2 separate regions of the Homo sapiens genome follow, and region 1 is linked to region 2. A link is a loop called in an ENCODE intact Hi-C map of the cell type or tissue named here. Cell type or tissue: endothelial cell of umbilical vein. All regions are shown on one strand. Each heading gives the region's core, and the rest is flanking DNA. Links, peaks and the distances in the headings are about the cores only.

Region 1 (8,337 bases), core at 51-8,050, 1.3 Mb before region 2:
AATGTCTTTTTCTCTGAGTCTGTTTTCATTCGTAAGGGATACTTACTTGTTAGGTGGTACAAGGCATCCTAAACCTGCGAAACCAAACAGTTTAGTGTGATTTTTTTCTTACAGATAATTTGGATCAATAGAAAAGAGTAAGTTTCAGATTTTCTTTTAAGAATATCCAGCAATTGCTTCTGGCCCTGTGTTCCATCACAAATGTGAATCAGTGATACTTGCTTAAGCAAGTTTTGTCAATTCCTAGTTGAATTCCTTTAAGTGCCAAGAAAAAAAATAAAAAGCATGTAAGCTGAGAGGGTGGGCCCAGCTCCTGGGAAGGCTTTTAGGGTTTGTGTTTACCCTGCTTTTGAGGGTACTAGGGGAGCTAAGGGATTCTGAGGAAAGCAAGAAAGCAAAGGGTTAAATGGACATCAACATTTACCAAGGGTTTCCTGTGTTTGTAGGGTACACACAAATTAGAAGACATGGTCTGGGGAATACTATGGGTCAGAATGCTTAATCATGAATTTAAAACAAATTCAGGGATCCCAAGGAAGTATTTGAAAAGAGAGAAATGTTTAAAAAAAAATTTTTTTTTTTTAAGAATACAAACCCATCTGGCCGGGCGCGGTGGCTCACGCCTGTAATCCCAGCACTTTGGGAGGCCAAGGCGGGCGGATCACTTGAGGTCAGGAGTTTGAAACCAGCCTGGCCAATATAGCGAAACCTCCTCTCTACTAAAACTACAAAAATTAGTTGAGCGTAGTGGTGCACGCCTGTAATCCCAGCTACTCGGGAGGCTTAGGTAGGAGAATCTCTTGAAGCCGGGAGGCTGAGGTTGCAGTGAGCCAAAATCGCATCAGTGCACTCTAGCCTGGGTGACAGAGTGAGATTCTGTCTCAAAAACAAACAAAAAAATACAAACCCATCTACCCATTTGGATTTCTCAGAGTGTAAGGTTGGTATGCTTTATTTCTCTTTCTGGTGGTTTTTGTTTTGTGCCTCCTCCTGGCACCCCTCCTATTAAGGCCTACAAAATACCTCTCTAACCCATATTCACTAGGGTTTACTCCTACCCCTCTGATTCTTCCTGAAAAATGATATCTCCATACGCATTTCTCAATTTTCACTATCATTTGAAAGCTAAAGTGGAGGGGTGGGAAGAAAGCATCTCCAGACATCCGCATGGTGTTTCAGGCTCTGCCAAGTGTCTACCACCATTCCCCTGTGCCCAGGATAAAGTGCAGAATTCACATGCTGCTCTTCAAGGCCCTGCACAAAAGGGTTTTAAGCCCAACTTTCCAGTTCTTCCAAATTGCAGTATAACCAAACTGCTCTTTCCTGATAGACTGGAATTCTTGAAGGACAGAAACTAGGCATTGAATACTTCTTGCATTCCCCAGTTTGCTTTCCCTGCTTCTTTTCACATAATAAATGCTAAATTCTTATTTCTTGACTTTACATGGTTTCCATGGGTTCCTAAGAGCTTCCAACAGGCATTTGCATTTTATGCTGCTTGTGGTAAGCGCCAGCGCCGGATTGCATGAAAACCTGGATTAGAATGCTGCCTCTGAGACCAACAAGCTGGAGGACCTTGGACAGATTTCTCAGCCTTTTTAAGTTTCCGTGTTTTAAATCGTCATATAGAAAGAGAGCTATCTAATGTAGACAGCTGTGTTGGGAATAGAGTGCAGCGGCACGTGTGTGACATGTCGTAATGCCTGGCCTACCCCATGGGCTCGGTGAATGCTAGAACCTGACCTCATGGGTGGTTCTAAAAAGCTAATGTGTGTAAAGCCTAACACAGTGCCAGCAACACAGAAGATGCTTTAAATTCTAAAAATGGGGAGCAAAGCAGCGTGGCCGGGGTCCGAGCTGGGGTTCTGTCCCCACTGGGCTGTCGCCCCAGCTGGACTACCACCATGGAACTCAGGGCCGAATACCTCAGGGAGAAGCTGCAGCGGGACCTGGCGGCGGAGCATGTGGCGGTGGAGGACAACACGACCCTCAACCATTGCGCCTGTAGCTTCTGGCGGTGTCGGCCAAGTTCGAGGGGAAGCCGCTGCTTCAGAGACACCGCCTGGTGAACGCGTGCCTAGCAGAAGCGCTCCTGCGTATCCATGCCTTTGAACAGAAAACCCTAATCCCAGAGCAGTGGGCCCGTGAGCGGCAGAAATGAGGGACTGGGACCTGCACAGCCATTAAATTACAAATCTGGAAAAAAAAATTTCTAAAAATAAATCTCCTGAATCAATGTTTCTCAGTCTGCTACACGAATCCCCAGCATCAGAATTACCTGGAGATTCTTGTTAAGGGTAGCGATTATACAGATCGCCAGCCACCGTCAGACTGTGGGGATGGGGCCTTAATGAGCCCCCCATAGATTTCCAGTGCTCACTGAAGTTTGGAAATCAGTACCCTCACTGTATTTTAGCATATTCTCACAATAAGTATGCAGGCGAGGGATTATGACGCCCTCATTGTTTTAACATGGAGAAATTGAGTTGAGAATGGCCCAATGGCTGATCTGAGGTCACAAGATCAGAAGTGCCAGAAAGGGTATTGGAACTCTATCTCCTGAGCCCTAGAATCAGCCTAGAACTTATTTCTCTAAATAGATGTCTTCTCCATTTCTACCCAAGGCTTGGTCCCTTGGCAAAAATTGGCAGTCCCTGCACTTCCCTCAGCCCTCTGACTCCTATCCATTTTCTCAAGGATGCCCTTCCACCATCCTTGTTAAAAGTTTAAGTTTGGGCCGGGCGCCCGTCGCTGGTGCCTGTAATCCCAGCCCCTAGGGAGGCGAGGCAGGGGGATCACCTGAGGTCAGGAGTTTGAGACCAGCCTGACCAACATGGTGAAATCCCGTCTCCATTAAAAATACAAAAAAATTAGCTGAGTGTAGTGGCACATGCCTTTAATCCCAGCTACCCAGGAGGCTAAGGCAGGAGAATCGCTTGAACCTGGGAGACAGAAGTTGCAGTGAGCCAAGACTGTGCTATTGCACTCCAGCCTGGGCAACAAGAGTGAAAATCCATCTCAAAAAAAAAAAAAAAAGTGTAAGTTTAAGTAATTAGCCAAGTTAATGTGTGTGTGTGTGTGTGTGTGTGTGTGTGTATTCCAGTTAAACAAATGTGTGCTAAAAGATGAACCCAGGGACTGATTTTTGGTAGAAGTATCCAAGGCAGAGAACAGAAATAATATAAATATAGTGCCTGGAACTTCTGCTTTGTTGTTTAAAAGGCAGAGCTTCCAGCAAGTGAGAAAATTGGAAATTATTCAGAGCACACTCAGCCTTTATAGAGAGGGCTATCGTCTACCCATTATATCCTAATGAGATTGACCGTTGGCTACAGTTAACTTGAAGGGTTTTATGGTTTCCTGCATGTGTTGTTTTCCTTCTCTATGTTAAAAAGAAGAAAAAAAAAAACTCTCACATCACTAAACGGTATTTCCCAGGGGGATGTCTGACTAGGCTGCTGCATTTTGGTTTGGGCCTTAGTTAACAATGGACCTCTATGTGTGTATGTTTGTGGATACAGGTGATAATAAATTTAGCCCATTTTATTTTCTTTTGACAGTTTCAATTCAGGGCAGTTGGTTTATGGGGTACCGCCAAACAAGCCAGGCCTAAGTCAAGTCATGGCAGGAAGTTTCTTGTAGGGCCTTCCTTTACCCTGCAGATTTTTTGTTGAAGGACAAAGTTCTAAGTCATTTGTGGACCAATATACACAGCTGCTTTGCATCATACGTAAGACATTCTAAGGGTATTCCATTTGAGTGTTTTTTTTAAAGGGCAGGACATTAAGAAACAAATGAAATATCATTTACTTAGCCCACTTACTTCTTTAGATATTTTTCCAAATACATAATTCTTTGGATTAGTTTTTAAACACATAATGAATGTGCTATTTCCTGACATAACATGCAGTTGAAAGGCAAGTGAAAACACTATTATCCTTAGTAGGTAGGCTCTCTCCAGGCAGTGAATGCCCAGCAGTGTAGGGCGATGGTTGGCTAATACATGTGATGCATGTAACTGCTTTTATAAGAGCTAAGCAGAAGGAGCCTGTTGAATGATCAGTTAGCTCCCGTTGTATATGTGGTTAATTGTTACTTTCTTTCCTACCGGCCCCTGCCCTAACTTCCTCAGATCAACACCTAAAGCCTGTGAAAATAGTCTCTTCTGGAACCCCTGACCTTCAGTCTCTGCCCCTGCTTTCTCTCTTCCCATTCCCACACTTTCTATGTGGACCTTTTATCTCTCCTGTTTGCCAATCCCCCTCAGACTTTGAATAATTTATCTGAAGTTCCTGGGAAGTTGTGGGGCTGTCTGTAGTCTCAAAATACACTGCACTTTGTTCCTTCTCTAGGCCGAGGTAGGTCCAAAAGCCTGTCTTTGAAAGAGGTGGTACTAAGTACATTGAGGGATTTACTAACAGTTTTAATTTTTTGGATGAGCACCCAATGAATCCAAAAGCTGGAGGAAAGAAAAAATAAGGGGCAAAAGATGAAGGTGAATACTACTTTGTAATTCTGATATCTCCCAAAGAATGTCAAGTAAATTAAGGGAACACTGATTAAGATTTCCAGTTCCTATTGTTATAACAATGTATTTTATACATGTCTTTTCAAATACATGAGAGTTTTCCTTGAGTAGTTACTAGAAGTGGAAAGTGCTGGATCTTAGTCTTATAGACATAGGCTTTTGACAGTTTCCGTACCCTGGAGCTGGTTAGGCGTAAAGTGGTTTGAGGAGAGAAAAACTAGTGATATGTCTAAATGAACACAGGTTAAAAAGTAAACCAAACTTTGAAACAATCATTTTAACCCCCGGAGAAGGTGAATAGATTATTTTAATATGTAAGCAGATACATCTGCAAATCATACTGAGATGATTTTTCTATCCCAAGTGTCTGATAACATATATGAATAGAAAAGCGAACAATTACAGAAACAGCCTTGACACTGACATGGTGACAAAGTATGGGGATTTTAGTACTTCCGAAATAAACATCAGAACAGAGATCAACTCTCTTCGGTCTTTTTCTTCTTCCATTAGAACTCATCAGGCTGATTCCCATTTCTGCATTACTAGCCTTACTTTTTTTTTTGCTAGGCTCTGTGATGCAAGGAACAGAATCACTCAAGTAACCTGAAATCATGGGGCTTTATTACAAAGAGACACGGGGCTTTATTACAAAGAAACACAAGACTACAAGGGAACTGAAAATGTCATGGTAGTTCTGGGAGAAATAGTGTTCAAGATCCACGGCAGCTCTGGAGAGATTAAGTGGTTACCAATTTAGCATTAAGATTATGCAGATAATTAATATTGCTCAGGTATTCTCTTAGTATTCCTGTGTGTGTTGATTTTCTCCCAATACCAAATCTTGCTTCTGTTCTCCATATTTTGTCCTTCATATTCCCTTTTAAGACAGCTCTGGGCCGGGCACGGTGGCTCAGGCCTGTAATCCCAGCACTTTGGGAGGCCTTGGTGGGCGGATCACTTGAGGTCAGGAGTTCAAGATCAGCCTGGTCAACATGGTGAAACCCCGTCTCTATTAAAAATACAAAAATTGTTGGGAGGCCGAGGCGGGTGGATCACGAGGTAAGGAGATTGACACCATCCTGGCTAACACGGTGAAACCCCGTCTCTACTAAAAATACAAAAAAATTAGCCGGGCGTGGTGGCGGCCGCCTTTAGTCCCAGCTACTCAGGAGGCTGAGGCAGGACAATGGTGGTGAACCCAGGAGGCAGAGCTTGCAGTGAGCTGAGATCGCGCCACTGCACTCCAGGCTGGGCGACAGAGCAAGACTCCGTCTCAAAAAAAAAAAAAAAAATTGGCCGGGCACTGTGGCTCATGCCTATAATCTCAGCACTTTGGGAGGTCAAGGTGGGCATATCACGAGATCAAGAGATCGAGACCATCCTGGCCAACATGGTGAAACCCCATCTCTACTAAAAATACAAAAATTAGCTGGACGTGCTGGCACAAGCCTGTAGTCCCAGCTACTCGGGAGACTGAGGCAGAAGAATCACTTGAACCCGGGAGACGGAGGTTGCAGTGAGCCAAGATGGTGCCACTGCACTCTAGCCTGGCAACAGAGTGAGACTTCGTCTCAAAAAAAAAAAAAAAAAATTTGCTGGGCATGGTGGCATGCACTTGTAATCCCAGCTACTCTGGAGGCTGAGGTAGGAGAATCGCTTGAACCCGGGAGGTGAAGTTGCAGTGAGTCGAGACGGTAACCACTGCACTCCAGCCTGGGTGACAGAGCAAGACTACATCTTAAAAAAAAAAAAGACAGCTCTGCATGGCAGTTATTTCATCAATTACTTACCAAGCAATGAAACGGCTGCTTTGGGGTTGTGTGCCTACTTTTGGACAAATCACTTATTAATGTATTATATTCTTCACTCTCCCATCCCTCTTTGTTTTGCTTTTGTTCCTAGGGTCTCATGGCCCTCATACGTCCTCTTATATTTTTTCTTTGATCTTCATATACTAAGGGAGGGTGAACCCCAGGCTTCATGGAACATCCACCCTTCCTCCTCTACCATCCACAATATCCTCATTTCAAACAGACTGGCTTGGCTTTTATCTATTTAAAATTCTAACCTTTTCCCTATAGCTCGAATTTTGGCACTCAGGCCTAGAGATATAAAGAGTAGAGATTAAATATGCCACATTCTAAAGGGAAGCCAGGTGATGCCCTTACCCCAGTAATCCAGAGCAGAAAGGATCCTACCATAGTCAGTATTCCCCTCCTCAACACGGCTCCTCCAGTCCAAATAAGCACAGGATTGGAAAAAGGGAAGGAAGAGAGCCAAGGAGTCCTGAAACATCCTCGAGGGGAACCCAGTGCTTCCTCACCCCATTCCAAAACCAAGTGACGGGAAAGTTCCAAAGGATTCTCCAGGAGAATAATTCATAAGAGAGTGGGGTGTCTGCAGGAAGGGAAGACTGGCATTTTATTTGTAGTCCGTCATCTGCTTAACCAGCTGAGTTGTTCTACCAGAGAGAGAGGGGGTCGGGAATGTGCAGATGGGCTGGAGAGGATTGTTGACTATCTGCTTTCTACCATTCGACACAGCAAGGATATGCATCTCCATGGGTCAAGTACATGGAAGCAGGAATTGATGAATCAAGAAGGTTGTGGGGAGTACTGTGGTGAGCGGGAATTAGAGTGGTATAGAAGAATTCTGTCTGGAGTTTTCCAAGGCAGAATGGACTTGGAGGAAAGAAGGACCCACCTATGCGCTCTTGGGAAAACCAGCATTTGGATGCCCACTTTTAAAAAGGCCCATCAATGGCCAGTAGGTGTTAGCTGGAGAATCAGCTCACAGCGACAGCCACAGGCCTCTAACGGTGACTGGTTAAGTAGAGGGATACTTGTATTTTTCCCTGTCCTGCATCCTTTCCCCAACACACTAGAGGAGCTAGGCTTTGAAGTAAGAGGGGAGAAAGTATCTTCCTACTCCAAGCAACTCAAGTTGACTCAGAAGTAGAAGAGAGTGACTTAATTATTCATTTCGAGACAGGGCCCCTCTCTGATCCCCAGGCTGGAGTGCAGTGGCACAATCACAGCTCAGTACAGCCTCAACTTCTTGAGCTCAGTCGATCCTCCCACCTCAGCCTCCCAAGTAGCTGGGACTACAGGCATGTGCCAACACATCTAATTTTTGTCTTTTTTGTAGAGAAGGCAGCCATGTTGCCCAGGCTGGTCTCGAACTCCTGAGCTCCAGCAGTCCTCCCACCTGGGCCTCTCAAAATGTTGGGATTACAGGTATGAGCCACTGTGCCAGGCAAGATGAGATTTAAGTCAGGTTTGAGGGTAAATTTTAAAACCGGATTAACATTAAAAAAATAATTAAAGGAGGCTGGGCACGGTGGCTCATGCTTGTAATCCCAGCACTTTGGGAGGCCGAGGTGGGCAAATCACCGGAGGTGGGGAGTTCGAGACCAGCCTGACCAACAGAGAAACCCCGTCTCTACTAAAAATACAAAATTAGCTGGGCATGGTGGCGCATGCCTGTAATCCCAGCTACTCAGGAGGCTGAGGCAAGAGAATTGCTTGAACCCAGGAGGCAGAGGTTACGGTGAGCCGAGATCGAGCCATTGCACTCCAGTCCGGGCAACAAAAGCCAAACTCCGTCTCTAAAATAAAATAATAATTGAAAGCCGGGCGCAGTGGCTCACGCCTGTAATCCCAGCACTTTGGGAGGCGGAGGCGGGCAGATCACAAGGTCAAGAGATTGAGACCATCCTGGCCAACATGGTGAAACCCCGTCTCTACTAAAAACACAAAGATTAGCTGGGCGTGGTGGCACGCGCCTGTAGACCCAGCTACTCCGGA
Region 2 (8,337 bases), core at 70-8,069:
TATACATCCCAACAGATGGAATATGCTTATGTATTCTTAAAACCTAAAATACATGTTTAAAAATAAAGGCCATTCTCTTACTTGTGTGCATTTTTTTAAACATTTTACTCTAAAGTGATTATAGGCATACATATTTTTGCTATTTTTTTTTAAAGAAATCTACAGAATCCAAGTATTTCAAACCTGCCAGGATTCCTTCCTCATTCATGTTGTTTGAGTGAACGATATTTTCCAAAATCCTGTCTGGTGATAAAATCTTATTAGAGAGAATAATAATAAATATACATTACAAATGAAATGTCCTCCGAACCCACACATATAAATACTTCCTTATCAATTTCCTCATAATTAAATAGTTAAGTTTTTGTATTCTATAAGTCATTGTGCTTGGAACTAAAGGTTTATTATTTATTTGTTTTTTTTTGAGATGAAGTTTCACTCTTGTTCCCTGGGCTGGAGTGTGATGGCCTGATCTCGGCTTACTGCAACCTCCGCCGCCTAGGTTCAAGAGATTCTCCTGCCTCAGCCTCCCAAGTAGCCAGGAATACAGGCACCCACCACCACACCCGGCTAATTTTTTATATTTTAAGTAGAGACAGGGTTTCACCATGTTGGCCAGGCTGGTCTCGAACTCCTGACCTTCAGGTGATCCACCCGCCTCAGCCTCCCAAAGTGCTGGGATTACAGGTGTGAGCCACCGTGCCCAGCCGGAACTAAAGTTATAACAAAATAATAGACATGTATTTGTCCCCAAAGTTCTTATAGTTTACTCGGTGAAATGGTATTTATTTATATCTTTAAAATTTTCCTTGCCGAAACACATGGTAACTTCTGGCACTCTCAGTTTCTTATATCGTCCAAATTCTTACTTGTAGAACAAGACACAACTGGCCAGCACAAGTTAAATGCCAAGTAAACAATATAGGAAATAAAGGCAAAACTGTACATTAAAAATAAAGTCACTTCTATAAAATTTCTTTCTTTTTTTTTTTTTTTGAGAGGGAGTATCTCTCTGTCGCCCAGGCTGGAGTGCAGTGGCGCGATCTCGGCTCACTGCAAACTCTGCCTCCTGGGTTCAGGCCATTTTCCTGCCTCAGCCTCCCGAGTAGCTGGGACTACAGGTGCATGCCACCACGCCCGGCTAATTTTTGTATTTTTAGTAGAGACAGGGTTTCACCATGTTGGCCAGAATGGTCTCAATCTCCTGACCTTGTGATCTGCCTGCCTCGGCCTCCCAAAGTGCTAGGATTACAGGTGTGAGCCACCACGCCCAGCCTGATCTCTCTCTCTTTCTTAGTGGGTTTTATGATTTTGCATTTACTTTCTTTTGTGAAATTTAGTTTAGTCATATTTCAAGACATTTTCATTCATTTTGGGATTGAGCTCCATCCTTTTAAATGGAAAGAGGGCTGGGTGGAATATGTAAAAGTGGGTGACCTTTATCCAGTGACGAAATTGAGAGAGAGATTTATGATCTCGAAACATATGTGTCTACATAGATGGCAAATCTCAGCATTTCCAGCCTCTGCCACTGCCTAATTTCCTTCTGCCACATTGTTTTGCGGCAGTGTTCAGTCATTGTCTTCCTCAGTATGTTTCAATTGACGGGAACATTTACAAATGAAATCCTTACTAAAGGTGAAGTAAAAGGATTTTCTCCTTTAAGATCTGAATTTAGGAACTGTCTTTCCCCATAACAGCTGATGACATCTCTTGTATCTAGGAACAGAAGGGAGAATCCATCTGTTGGCAGGAAGAGAAAAAAAGAATGTACACAAGGTAATGCACATTTGCAATTTATTCTAAACACCAGAGACAGGAAGTGTTGAGTTGAAGTCTCAAAGCTAAATGTCTAGGTGCAGTCTTTATTATTATATGCAATAGTCACATTTAGAGTGAACTTAAGATATGATGCTTTGAATAGCCACGTTTCTTCCCCTGAAATCATTTTTTAAAGTATAATCTATAATCTTAAAGATAGTGCCATGTTAGAAAAATTAAACTAGATATACAATGCACTTTAAAATGATCACTGCCATTTAGTTTGTTTCCACTATCATTTTAGATTATCTGATGCAGAGAGAAATCCATATTGAGATATGCCCTTTAACTTGGAGTCTCAGGATATTTTTCTTTATAATTTTGGTGCTTTAAAAATTATTGATTTTGTCTTAGGAGAAAACTATGTGCATACCAGGCCCACAAAATTGACTGAATCAGCAGAATAACCTGTCTGGCTTCTGTGTATTGCAAGTTCATCATTACCTAAAAAATGGGCTCTTGTGAGCTGCCTGGGTTGGATCATTTTAATGATGTGTTACAAAATATATCTGAGTGGTTATAAACAATCTCCCTTTTGTTTAAGAGAAAGAAAAAGAGCACAAGAGCAAGTAAAACGCTTCCTGTTGCAAAGTGGTGATCACTCTTAAAAACAATTCACATACTTTTTACAATGCTCCTCTTTGACTAACCACCCGCAGCCACACGAGCTCACAGCAGGGTGTGTATACGTGCATGCACGTGTGTCTATTTCCCAAAAATTTTTTGAATTTGTCGTATTTCACTATAGGTCTAAAAAATTAGGATTCTTTAAAATGGGTTTAACTTACATTTTAATGCTGAAAATACACAAATGACCTGAAAAGACTTTAAGGAATGGAAATCTTTGCCTTGTCAGGTTTGATGTAGTGAAAAAGGCCCTGAATTCCCAGTTCTTTAGTTTATAAGCTATCTATGGGAAAATTGTTTAATAGGTAACAATAGAACATCCCATATATGTGGTGGGGTTCATGTAAAGTGTGTCTGGCATATCACAGGTATTCTACAAGAGTGGTTGGTTGAATCTGACCGACATTTATTTTCACTAAGAGAATCGACATAACAGTTCAGAGGGTTTCTCATCATTTGGGGCTCAAACCAAACAAATCATTAAAACATACAGACGCACACACATAGATACACAGATGACCTTAAGAAGAAAACTAAAGCAAAGGGCTCAATTTTAATTTGAGGAAAAAAGACATTCAAGACATGATTCAAGTGAATCATTAGGACCTTTGAATATAGGTCTTATTTTATAAGATGTTCTAGCAGCATGGCACGATGGTCTGTACTCAGACTTAGTTTCTCTTGCTCAAAGCTCTCCTTGGAGTAAAGTAAACCAAGAGACTGAGGCGTAAGCTTTATCTTTCTCGTCCTACTCTCCAACATAGCACGACAGTGAGGTGGGTGGCAGGGGGGTTTAGTTAGCAGAAAAAAGCACACTTTTATTTGCCTTTATTTGAACTTCAACTCTGCTGGGAGTGAGCACAGCGTCCACATTTATAGAGAAGAGCCAGAGTAGAGTTTTATTGCTAACAGTTTTGCATTCCACCTGCTTTAATATAAATGGGAGAAGAAGGCACATGCTAACTTTCTTTTTCACATTCGTTGAAGTTTCTGTTGGATCCCACACTTTCTGAATAAGGATTATTTTGACATGAGGTCCAACCTGAAATTTCACAAAAAGTCATTAACTGTTTCTCCCTTTTATGAATGAGGCAGTCAAAATATCAGGATATGAAGGAGATTCTATTTATTTATTTGATGGAGATTCTATTTTTTGATGCCAAGAACTTTAGAGGATCCCTTTTCTGGAACCAACCTCAGCTAATTCTGGTGTCAAGACTTTGCCAGGATAAGACTTACTCAAGTACTTTCAATAAAGAAACTACATTTGAATAAAGTGAAACTTTATGAAACTACAGTTTCTTTATTTCCAGTCTGTGAATTAACTGAAAAGATTGTTGAAGATCATTCATGAAATCCTTTTTTCTAACACTCAGTGAGTCTATGGAAGTAGATGCCCTGAGGCAAAAATTGAAAAGAAAGGGCCCAATCTACACAGAAGAAACTCTGTGGAAACAGACCCTACCACTCTACCACCGTGCTGTACTTGATACACACCAAGAGTCTTACTGAGGTCACACCCTTCACCAGGAATTTGAAAAGCAGTTCAAATTCCAAAGAAAATTCATTCTAGAGCTCCCTCCAGAGGTCATGATAATCTCCACTGCTGCAGGAATTCTGGGGAAGAGGCGGGAAAACAACACACACACACACACACACACCCCACACATACATACCACACACAAATACTCCACACACACTACCCACACCCACACATCACACACACACACACACCCCACACACACAAACCACACACACACACCACACACACCACGGAGACACACACACTAGACACACCTCTGTGCTCTACCATCTCTTTCTTCATTCCATTGCCTCCCTCTACTACTCATAAAAATGGCAAAACCTCTCACACAACTGGACAGAGGGTCCCAGCTGGGCAACTATGCCCATAGGGCAGCTTGTTCCCATTGGCTCTCAGAAGCCTGTTGCTGTCAAAGGCAGCTGAGTACCTAATGTGTATTATTCAAACAAACAAACAAACAAACAAAAAGTGAAGCTCCTAGCAATTGTGGCTTTCAGAACAGAACTCCTCAAACTCTAATGCACTCAGGAATCACCAGGGGATCTTGTTAGAAAGCAGATTCTGATGCATTAAGTTTGGGGTGAAGTCTGAGATTCTACATTTCAATAAGCTCCCAGGTGAGACAGACACCAATGATACTCAGACCACAGTTTATCATGGTTCTGAGTATGAAGATCTCAGCACCACCTCTGGTAGACCTTTTAGAGCTGGGTTCTTGGGGGAGCTATCTAATATCAATACTGTACCCAACAGATCTTCCTAAGATGTTTTCACCAGGAGTTACTAGCTTTACTATGGGAAGCAAGTCTATGCAACAGCAAATGGATTTCTACTTTGAGATTTTTTTTTTTAACACAAGATTTGCTGTGCCTTGAGGAACAGAGAGCACTGGTCCCCTGAGTCTTTGCTGGCTAAGTCCTCATGTTATCCAAGGGTCCTTTGCTGATGTTAGAGCATTAAGTCTTTTGAGCAGTCCTGGCAATGTTTAAGCTAGACAATTGGCTGATGCAGCCATTACCTGACTTACCTGCCTCTTTTTCAGAGGGTAAGTTCACAGAGGATACCAGGGCAGGTGATTCCCAGGAAGACACTAATTCCATCCTCACTCCCTACACACACTTTTCACCCAGCAGGCTTTTTATATGGTGACTGTTTTCCTCAAGAACCACAGCATACAGTATCGATAACCAAAGTCAGTGGACTTGAAGCTCCAGTATCTTCTAGACCAAATGTCGACACAATCTCAGTGGAGGATAAGCAGCATCTTCCACTGATGTTAGCTCCTCTACCCTTAGTCTTTGTCAACTGCTGACTCCCAGGTCTCTCTTCCACATTCACTGAAGACTTGACTCCTGTTTTGTGGCTTTTATCTTCCATCTGTATTGATACCACCCCTCACACACTTCTCCACTCATACCACATCTTTGGTTCTTGCTGCTGTTTTCCATAACATTTTTTCAAATAGTCATCACTCTCTTGGAGTCCCGTAGGGCTAGGATTTTGTTAAAATTAATCTTAACAAAAATTCTAGTCTCTTATTTCACTGAGAATAGCATGCTTCCCAATCATTCTTCCAAATTAATATATCTGCATCATTTTGCACCTGTTTCTCTTGTCCTTACATCTTAGGATGAGTTCCTCCTCCCTGCAAGGCTAATAGCTACACTTGAACCCTGATGCCATCAACGTCTTCCACTGAGGCTCACCAGTTATCTGCTCTTTTACCTAAAACAATAATTCTCTCCTTTGCTCTCTCATCTGGCTTGTTTCCTTCAGCATATAAATATACTTGAAACCTCTTACAATTTTGCCATGATTTTTCCTTTCAATGATTATACATTTCCCTCCTTCCTTGAATAACAAAGTTCCTAGAAAGAGTAGTCAGAACTTGAGGCTTCCAAGTCTTTAATTCTCATTCCATTTCTCATCAAATGCAAGGTGGTTTCAGTATCCATTATCCTACAGAGCCTGATCTTGTCAAGATCCTCAAAGATCCTAGCTGCTTAGTACAATGAATGCTTTTAAGGTAATACTTTGATCTTTCTGAAATGTTAACAGTATAAGTTCTTTCTATATGTTTGAATCTCTTCACTGTCTTCTAGTTTATCACTTTTTCCTGAATTTTCTGTTCTGTCCCTGACCACCTCATTATTGTTTAATTTTATCTAATTGAGAACTTTATAACAGGCATCCCAGGCACTGTGGTGTGGTACAAATGGATCATAGTTGTGGTGGAGACTGTGTTGCTACAGAATTGACTATGGGTGGAGGGCAGCAGGAGTCCTCAGAGAGTTGACTCTGGTCTCACGTGTCATGCAAACTAATGTTCATTATCTGTGTGTGTCATAATTTTGTAAGTATTAGGAATCAATTTTTATTACATTGAGAGTTTGTTGGTTTTAGGGTCTGGGCTTAAGGTCTCTTTAATGTCTTCTTTTTTCTTCTCTTCTCAGGGAATCTCCCCTCCCAATTCTTTTTTTTTTTTTTTTTTTGGACAGGGTATTGCTTTGTTATCCAGGCTGGAGTTCTGTGGTGTGATCTTGGCTCACTGCAACCTCGGCCTCCCAGGCTCAAACGATCCTCCCACCTCAGCCTCCCAAGTAGCTGGGACCACAGTTGTGTACCAGCACACTCAACTAATTTTTGTATTTTTTGTGGAGACGAGGTTTTGCCATAATGCCAGGGCTGGTCTCAAACTCCTGGGCTTAAGAATCCTCCTGCCTCAGCCTCCCAAAGTGCTAGGATTACAGGCATGAGCCACCACAACTGGCCTCCCCACTCTGACATGTGAATGATTTCCATATCTAGTTCTGAGCCACATTCCAGATTTGCAGATCCAACTGCTTCTTTCCCCAAAACAACCTGCTGATTTCTGAGGCATCTTGGATTCTTCAAAATGTTTTGAACTGAGTTCATTATCTTTTCTACCCTAAATGGAACTTTTGACTAAGTCTGGCATATTGAGGAACGACCTAGTCTTCTAATCAGTTATCCAAACTGGAGACTGATGATCATCTTTTCTGATGTTTTATTTTTCCTCCCCATCTCATCTATTGGTCATTATATCCTGTTCTTTCCATCTCCTAATTACCTGTTGTATCTAACCCCATGCAAATCTTGATAGGTCAGTGTCTAACTTAAACATTCATTAACAATTCCCTACTGTCATTAGGAGCAAATTGAAAAACCTATTGATGACACACAAGGACTTTTTCAGTTTTGACCCCCATCAAGTCAGCTTTATTTCTTGTCATGTTCTTTCCCCCTATATCCACGTCCATTCCTTAAGCTCCAGCCATGTTCAACTTCTTGCAAGTTTCCTGATGTATTATGTTGTATAATTCTCACTTTTATTCTTCACAGGTTCTTTTTAACTTGACAAATTCATCTTTATTTTTCATGACTGATCTAAGCTGTTCTTCAACTTGGCTTTCTTGGCAAATCTTCTACAGCCTCCTTAGAATTTCACTTTGCCAAAGTAATTGACACTCTATATTGCAATTGTCCATTTATTCATGACTAAATGCAACTGTGAGAACTTTGGTGGCAGGTACCATGTCCAGTTCATCTATGTATCTCCTGCCTTTACCATGAAACCAAGGGTTACAGGCTGAACTGCATGCCCCGCAAAAGGCATGTTGAGTCCTAACCCCCTGTGACTCAAAATGTGATCTTATTTGGAAATAGGGTCTTTGCATATTTAAATGAGTTAAGATTGGCCGGGCACGGTGGCTCACGCCTGTAATCCCAGCACTTTGGGAGGCCGAGGCGGGCGGATCACGAGGTCAGGAGATCGAGACCATCCTGGCTAACACAGTGAAACCCAGTCTCTACTAAAAATACAAAAAATTAGCCAGGCATGGTGGCGGGTGCCTGTAGTCCCAGCTACTCTGGAGGCTGAGGCAGGAGAATGGCACGAACCCAAGAGGCGGAGCTTGCAGTGAGTAGAGATCGAGCCACTGTACTCCAGCCTGAGCAACAGAGTGAGACTCCATCTCAAAAAATAAACAAACAAACAAATAAATAAATGAGTTAAGATGTGGTCATTAAGCAGGGGACTCTAATCCAATATGACTGGATTATATTCCCCTTATACAAAGGGGAAATTTGGACACAGACATGCAGAGGGAAAACCTTTTGAAGACACACAGAGAAACTTTCACGTGATATGAAGACAAAGATTGGGATTACGTGTCTGCAAACCAAATAATGCCAAAGGCCCCAGACGAACCACAGGAACTAGAAGAGGCAAGGAAGGATTCCCCTACAGGTGTCAGAGAGAGCATGGCCCCACTAACACCTGGATTTCAGACTTTCAGCCTGCAGAACTACGAGACAATACATTT

What was found. Peaks named below come from ENCODE experiments on the same cell type or tissue, not always from the same donor. Only the 100,000 strongest peaks of a DNase experiment are listed, where the experiment ranks them.
Region 1: a loop joins it to region 2, with 4 times the contacts of the local background. A loop is called at or near these places in 9 of 110 quality-filtered maps.

Annotation. Positions count from the first base shown.
Region 1 is chr6:21,600,224-21,608,560 of GRCh38, forward strand. It overlaps the pseudogene BOLA2P3. Among named protein-coding and RNA genes, the nearest start is that of SOX4, 11 kb to the left of the region's middle. In endothelial cell of umbilical vein, for the core only: no CTCF peak of the experiment used is centred there; DNase peaks (open chromatin) are centred at 1,408 and 3,368.
Region 2 is chr6:22,902,288-22,910,624 of GRCh38, forward strand. No RefSeq gene overlaps it. Among named protein-coding and RNA genes, the nearest start is that of LINC03005, 190 kb to the left of the region's middle. In endothelial cell of umbilical vein, for the core only: a CTCF peak has its summit at 4,031 (motif pointing left); DNase peaks (open chromatin) are centred at 2,404 and 3,994; H3K27ac peaks cover 198 bases.